Regions from separate parts of the Homo sapiens genome. Here region 2 is linked to region 1. The links are chromatin contacts, found by Hi-C or POLR2A ChIA-PET in ENCODE. All regions are on one chromosome and are shown on one strand. The core of a region is the stretch at or near the end of the contact, and the rest is flanking DNA. Distances in the headings are between cores, read along the strand shown.

Region 1 (3,879 bases), core at 458-2,957:
CAGTATCAAGAGCTGTCACTTTTGGGGGGCTTACTACTTAATCTTCCTTGTACAAATTCCATGTAATTTTCACATTATGCCTGTGAATTTAGGGTTATTAATCTGATTTTATAGATAGAGTCATGAATCCAAAAAGGAGCAGAGCCGAATTTGAACTAAGCTCTACTTCACTCAAAGTCAGTGTTTGGTTTCAGAATTGTGTCTCTAAAACAGCACAGGCAGTTATGCCCTATTTACTGGAATATTTGTGTTTTAGCCAAGTTTGCTATAAAGTACACTTTTTTCTGAAAGCAGAACTCCATTTTGCCAATGGTTTATATTATACAATCTGAGACTGTTTACCAGTATACAAGTTTTATAAGGGCTGGGACATGTGTGTTTTTTTCATTGCAGACACAGTACCTGGCAGATAGGGGGTATTTAATAAATACCCATTGACTGAATTAAGTGGGGTAAAAATTATCTTGTAGATAATAGAAGCATGCTTAAGGGTTCAGAAAAAACTTAGCATGCATTTTAGGTTAAAGAGAAAATTTCTAATGAAAGCAATATTACTCAAATATGGTTACATGTTCAAAATATTAGTAAAATTTGACCGATTCTCCAAATTCTAGGAGATACAGTGAATTTTTGACCAGTTTTAAGTTCTGTTACATTAATTTTGACTCAATGTTATATACTCATGCTACATGCAGTTTGGTAATAATTTATTCATATCCATGTTAAGTACTCATATTTTTCCAAACATGAACTTCTCTATTTTTTTTATTTCTTATTCTAGCAGACATAAGAAAAAAAAATGAAAGGGAATAAAAGCAGAACACAGGGTGTGTGACAATCACTTCTTTTGTTCACACTAGTGAGAGAATCTTTCTATTCCTTAAAGTTAATCAAGCAGCAAGTATTTATTAAACACCCAAAGAGTGAAGTACACAAGGCTATTGAATAGCAGTAATCTTTAGGATTATCTTGTGTCAGCGCTTATTTTCCATGTTACTCATAAACGGAGAAATGTATTTATGATGGCTTTCCAAAGAGTTGATTAAAATGCTTAACACGATTCACCTTTTATTTAAAGATAAAATAATTGAATGGGGAATTCATGAAGAGCTCTTCTCAAATTTATATTATATAAGTGATGAGTATGCTGATTTTTACTCTCAGAACGAAAATAAATAAGAAATTATTAAAGAATCCCTTCCTTTAAAAATCAGATTACTATGTAAATTTTATATCATTTGTTTATGTGGTCAGAAATTTTGGGGAAATCCTTCAAACTATTTATCTGTAGCACAAACTAGAATCTGTCTTTTGCAGATTCTTATTGTGCACTAACTTATTAAAAGATTTGGGAAAATCCACTGTAAGGAAACTTGTTTATCTTTGTTGACCACAGTTTTCAATCTTGGTTGATGATGAGGTCTCCTGTCACCCAACACCTATGAACGTATTTGGGAGTGGGATACTCTGGCTGTACTCAGAAGAGCCATGGGGGTGGAGTTCCCTAGAGTCTTGGGGACAAATCCTCACAGGATGTCCTGCTAGGAACATGACCAGCAGAGTCATGGGAGTGGGGAATCTTATTGTTGAAGATCTCTGAGATCTTAAAACGGTAGAGCCTCCAGAATGCTGTTTCAGCCTGGCAGAGCTGAAGGCATTTGACTCAAACATATGCGAGCTATTGCATAGGCTGCACTCGGAAGAGCCATGGGGGTGGAGTCCCCTAGAGTCTTGGGGACACAAGCCTCACAGGATGTGGTCAAAGAAGGTTGTTTTCAGGCCTCAAGATTTAATGTTATTTGCCTGTTGGGTGTTAGACTTACTTGGGACCTATTACCCGTTTCTTCTTTCTTACTTCTCCCTTCAGAGATGGAAATAATATCTGTTTTGTACCTGTCCTACCATTATATTTTGGAATCATAGAACTTGTTTGATTTCATAGGTTCACAGCTTGAGAACAATTTATCTCAGGATGAGTCATACCTTGAATCTCACCTATATATGATTTAGGTGATATTTAGATTAGATGTTAGACTTAGACTTAAAGTTTATGCTGGAATGAGTTAAGACTTTTGGGGCTATTAGGATAGAATGAATTTATTTTTTATGTGAGAATAACATGAATTTTGGGGGATGAGGGGCAGCATGCTATAGTTTGAGTATTTGTGTCACCTCCAAAATTCAGTTTGAAAGTTAATCTCCAATGCAACAATCTTAAGGGGTGAGGCCATTAGTAGGTGATTAGGTCATGAGGGCTCTGCCACGTGAGAACAGGGTTCAAAGTGCCATTTTGGAAGCAGAGACCAGGCCCTCACCAGACACTGAACCTGTCAGTGCCTTGATTTTAGACTTTCCAGGCTGTGGGTCCATGAAAAAAAATTATGTTCCTTATAGATTACCCAATATCAGACATTTTGTTATGGCAGCACCAACAGACTAAGAGAGAAATGAAGTCAGGAAAAACCACTGACATATTAGAACATGGCAGAGGGAAGGACCGGCAAGTTATCGTAAGCACCTTAGAATTTGCCATTTAAAGAGATGGTAGATGTCCACCATCCTGCCCTTGTGCAGTGGGGATATAGGATGCAAAGGAGGATGAACCTCAGCTCCCTACTCATTTAGACTTGCTCATCTGATAAATAGGAGACTACTTCACTTAATGGCTTTCTTCTTCTGGAATGCTGCTGGAGTCAAACAAGAGTGATCAGCACATATTTTTTGACAATTCTTTTTCCACCATGCCCTAGATGAGTATCCCACTCCCAAATATGTTCATAGGTGTTGGGTGAAAGGAGGTTCCATCATCAACCAAGACTGAAAACAGTGGTCAACAAAGATAAACAAGTTTCCTTCCAGTGGATTTTCCCAGATCTTTTAATAAGTTAGTGCACAATAAGAATTTGCAAGAGAGATAAAGTTTGAAGCATTTCCTCAAAATTTCTGACCACAGTCTCTGTATAAGTCAGGGTTCTGTCTGTTTTTAAGTAACAGAAATCCAGCTCTGACAGGCAAAGGCCATAAAGAGAGCTTAGTGGCTCATAGAACTAAGAAGCCCAGGCATGGTTGAATTCTGAGGCCTCAAATGATGTCACCAGGGCCTGTCTCCCTCAGTCTCTTGGGCTCAGCTTTCCTCTGAGTTAGTTTCATTCTCACACAATCTTTCCTTATGTGTTGATCCTTGGCAGCTCCAGGCTTACATCATTTTTAAATCTACAAATTCCACTTGGGAAAAATACCTACTAGAGAATGGAACTTTTCTGAAGTGAATCATTTTTGAATTTAGAGATATTTAAATTGATTGGCTTCCCAATTCCCTGACATTCACCCTACTCCAAGTTAGTGCTTTATAATTTACACAATGTGTTTTTTTTTTATTACTTCCGAAGTCATAACCCAAAGTGGGTACCTTGGGTTAATGAAATAGGTTATGGATACATTGAGGTGAACATATAATTTTACAAACTCTATAGTATAGTACTTAAAATAAACCCTTAAAATATCTTAAGCTATTACTCTATAACCACTGACTATGAACCAATTTCTATTGAATTTTGTTAGAAAACTCCAGAAAATATATACCTATTTGAAAATTTTTAGTAGTTTTCAACTTATTGAAAATTTATGAGTAGACTCCAAATATATTTCATTGAATCACAGGATTCTTCATTAGTTTCTCAAATTGGTACTAAATCATCAGCATCACAACACTGGAAGGAACTGGTGAGTAGTCAATATGAAAGAGGTTTCACTTTAATTGGCCAACTAGTAGTTATTTTCATTTTGAAATGTATAATGATAATGACTTTATTTTTACATATGGGTTATTTTGGGGGATTTTGAATTTTTCAACCTAAGGAAATTGTTCTGTCAAGTTAC
Region 2 (3,766 bases), core at 876-3,375, 67 kb after region 1:
TGCTATTAAATCAGGGATAAGAGCTTCTATTTTACCTGGTACTACTTCCAATTGAATTAAAAAAACCCATCACCATAAAAAAGGTAGGTTGGGCCAGTCACTTTTAAATTATAGAAATTTCTATCATTTTGTCTAATGGAATAATAGACAACTCAGGAAAAGGCCAGGCAGCACATTTCTGAAATACAGAACTGGATCGATGTGCTATGATTTTCATTTCAAGAGTGAGTAGACGTGAAAAACTGAAATTAGTTTGTCCGCAAGTCTCTCTCCTTTCTTTGCAGTTTGTGCTGTTCTTTCCTTGGAAGAGAAGAGTTGTGTAGGCTGACAATGCTGGTTCCCAGTACCCTCACCCCTCTCTGCCATTTCCCTCCATCCTGGATAAAAGAAGGCAGATTTATCAGTAGAAACTGAATGTGGCTGTGGAAAGCATTTTACCATTTGTCCCCTAAATATCATTTCATAGAGGATTCTTCTCTGGCATGGAGATCATATGTTTTGGATATTCCAGGAAAGTGTGAATTTCACATATTCTATTCCTCTGTCAGGCATGTGTACTGGTTTTGGGTTAGGGGTAGAATACCCACTTACTCCGGGTAGGTCTCTAAGCATGATAGTACATTTTTGGGTGCTAACCAAGACTCAGCCATGAAAGATCTGGGAAAAATGTAGCATTAATCACGGGGCCAGGACATATTAAGAAGAAATTTCTCACACATGTGATTCTAAACTGCACATTCTTAAACAGGTTTTCCATCTCAATTTTCAATGGACTTTATTGACTTAGTCCATTGCATGAAGGCTCAAGGTGATTTTGCTTTGAAACACTCAAAGAGAGCCTTATTGAAATATGTTATTGATGTTGAAAATGACGCTGGATAAGAATAGCTGTCCTAAATGGATCTTTGACCCCTTAATGTAATCAAGATTATCAGGGATTTTTTTCCCCCTCTTGAGGCAACGGTTTTGTCATGGAAAAAAATGAGTGAGAACAATCAGAATGTTTTCTAGATTAGATACTAGGTGTCGGAATACAGAAGATGTCTGTTCTGGCAGACTGATTATTTTTCCAATACCAAGTACAGTACAGTTTCTGGTTTACAATCCCCGCCTTCCCTGGTGCCAGGTTGCTTTGCCTGAAAACTCCCATCCCAGGAACTTGAAGCACCATTCAATACAGCTACAGTATACAGGGCAAAGCTCCATTTCAAAGGTCAATGTATAATGAGATAGGAAGAATCAGCTTCTAGAAGGGTATGAAGTCCATATTTGAATGGTTCTCAAACTTATATTCTGAAGGGAAACTTATTACTTTTGTTTCTTTTCCCAAATTTGGTCTTCCCAGATGTTAAGGATCCTGGTGTCAAATTGGAACCCAGCCTACTTGACGTTGAAGTCTCCAGAATATAGTTTGGCTTCAGGGAATGTAGCTGCCTTGTGCGGTATCTGGAAGAGGCTTCTTTGATTGTGACTTTTACTATGTGGCCAGTTCTGATGGTCTGGTGTATTTTCAGAAGAATGTTGAACGTAAGGTTAATCAGGGAGATTTTAATTTATTGGGCACTATAGACGTGAAACTTTTTAAAAGCTGATGAAAATATTTGAAAACTGGAAAAAATTATAGGCTACAAAATAGAAATACACTGCAAAATGAAAGTTTCAAAAACAAAATTATAAAAATCCTTTTGCAGCATAAAGAAAAATGTTATGTTTAGGATGAGATTGGGTATGTATGTATGTATTAACATGTTTGGTATGATGTGGGCAGAGCAGGAAGGGCTCAGCTATGAACCTCTTACTGTGGCCCTGCGGCTGGGCATATTGAGATACAGCAATAGATACTTCTGGGTTTAAATAAACACTTTTTCTTTTCTGGATAAAAGTTTATTGTTTCTGGTTTGCCTCTCAACAAGAGATACTAGTAATACCAGCTTCGATCTAAAAACTTCAATTTCCTATGACAGCAACTGAACAATGTCTTGAAATTCCATCATTGTTAGACTGGGTGGGAAAATTCTAGCTGAACCTGCTTCTTTTATTAAGAGGATTGGGCTTTGTGACCTCAGAGAAGAATTTTGGCAAAACAGATATGCTGATTCTAGTCCTGGTAGCAATTGCTGGGCTCTCAGCAACTCTTCATGTGGGCTCTTCCCTTCCCCCTTTCAAAACTTGCAATTAACCCTGGGTAAGAGCCTTTTTTATTGAAATTCAGTTGAGGGACCCATAATTTAACTGTACGTCAGGAAACAAGAGAGACAGAAACTAGGAGTTTTGCCAGACACCGGGGAACAGCTTTATATTATCACGGAATCCTCAAGTTGGAAGGGGCTTTCAAAATCCTCCTGCTCAACCCCCACACTCTACAGATGAAGGAAGGCAGGAAGGCCAAGATGAGAAGTTACTTACTCCAGGTCTTAGAGGTGATTTGTGATTTGTGGCAGAGAAAGGATTAGCAAACAGGCTCCTGACCTTCTGTCTCACTCCATGCTGACTGAGAGTGGAAGAAAAAATAAAGTCCACTTTGGTGTGGAAATGCTTTCTACTAAGATTAGAGGAGAATGAATCATTGGAATTTTTTTTTTTTTTTAAACAGTGATTCAGAGCAAACTGCGTAGAGTATGCAAGATACAGGGAAACACTGAATCCTGGGGCTGACAGTTTACATCCTGGCTGTTTACCAAGTGTGTATAGACATGGAGTCTTTTGATTCTGCTTGTTGAATAATTATATTTGATCTTAAAATCTCCCCAGCTATACTGTGATAGGTTTTGTGCCTTACAGTTTATGAAGTCTCCAGTTATTAGTGTGGGCAAAGTCTTGTTGTATATAGAGAACAGCTTGTAAATTTTTTGCTCTGAGAATCTCCAAGGTGAAATCCACTCATATATACTCATTGCTAATAGGAATAATGATAGATTCTGTGCTTTTCTTATTAAGTGTTGAGTTGATTTGGATGCAGCAGTTCTGCAATTTCCTAAAATACATCTTTGTGTTTCAGTAATGGAAAGCTCAGAAATTCTCTACAGAGATATTCTCTCACTTTTAAGCCCCACCTGCTATTTAGGCAAGGCAAATATTCCACTGGTGGAAGATGTAACTCAGGGCTAATAATCTGCTTTTCAGAAATGTTATTTCCAAGATATTGACAGAATGACTTCAAACTCCTGAGCAAAGCATAGGGAGACGGATTTCCTAAGAGGCAGAGTGTTTTCTTTAAAAAGCTCTGCAACAAGCCCAGGTTATCTTTTACAGTCTGGAAGATAGCAGTTTAACCAAGATAAAAAGCTGTAAATGGTTATTAATCTACAACAGCCATTACTTTTGCACTGGGACATGATTTTTCCACTGAGCCCAAGCCTGTTCCAGGTTGGATTTCTGATTTCTTTCCATTGAATGAAAGGACAGGGCTGTTTTTACCAATATAATGACACTTCCTTTTCAACAAACAACAGAGCAAAGGCCCTTGTTTTTGTACTCTTGTCTCTACATAACTTTGCTTTTGTGGTGCAATGAATGGCACAGTTGTCCTCTTCTTTATGTTTTAAAAAATCATACTTTTGCTAAGTTGCTAGGAACTATATACATTTTAGTTTACTTCATAAACAACTGAAATAATAAAATTCCTATTTTTCTGTTCTTGAGGGACTAAGGGCCCTTTTAAAAAGCACTTACTGTCTCTCTCTCTGTGATTTTAATTTTAATTTCCTCATTCAAAAATGACAATAACAATATTACTTCAAAGGGTTATTGGGAGGGGTAAATGAAA

What was found. A loop is a pair of places that touch in the nucleus more often than their neighbours do. ChIA-PET counts read pairs that join two places held with the same protein, here RNA polymerase II (POLR2A). Pooled maps may share reads with other maps.
Region 2: a loop to region 1 is called in a map of B cell, with 11 times the contacts of the local background. The contact joins the promoter of LINC02399 here to the enhancer-like site in region 1. A Hi-C loop is called at or near these places in 11 of 168 maps with a recorded cell type or tissue (B cell, CD4-positive, alpha-beta T cell, CD4-positive, alpha-beta memory T cell and 6 more), 25 of 37 single-sample maps with no recorded cell type and 18 of 50 pooled maps. POLR2A ChIA-PET finds 5 or more read pairs at or near these places in 9 of 52 experiments (AG04450, BJ, CD4-positive, alpha-beta memory T cell and 6 more).

Annotation. Positions count from the first base shown.
Region 1 is chr12:89,879,169-89,883,047 of GRCh38, forward strand. No RefSeq gene overlaps it. Among named protein-coding and RNA genes, the nearest start is that of LINC02399, 67 kb to the right of the region's middle. RefSeq lists enhancers at 1,441-1,570, 1,651-1,720. Within about 2 kb of position 1,708, at least 9 of the 41 ENCODE cell types and tissues checked have a DNase peak (open chromatin) inside an H3K27ac peak, as active enhancers do; they include B cell, CD4-positive, alpha-beta T cell, CD8-positive, alpha-beta T cell and 3 more, where a contact is called at or near this core.
Region 2 is chr12:89,945,568-89,949,333 of GRCh38, forward strand. LINC02399 (long intergenic non-protein coding RNA 2399) reads left to right here and starts at 2,126. Exons shown (of 3, transcript NR_135019.1): 1 at 2,126-2,185; 2 at 2,594-2,681. The region is part of intron 6 of LOC105369890 (a long non-coding RNA gene); the gene reads left to right.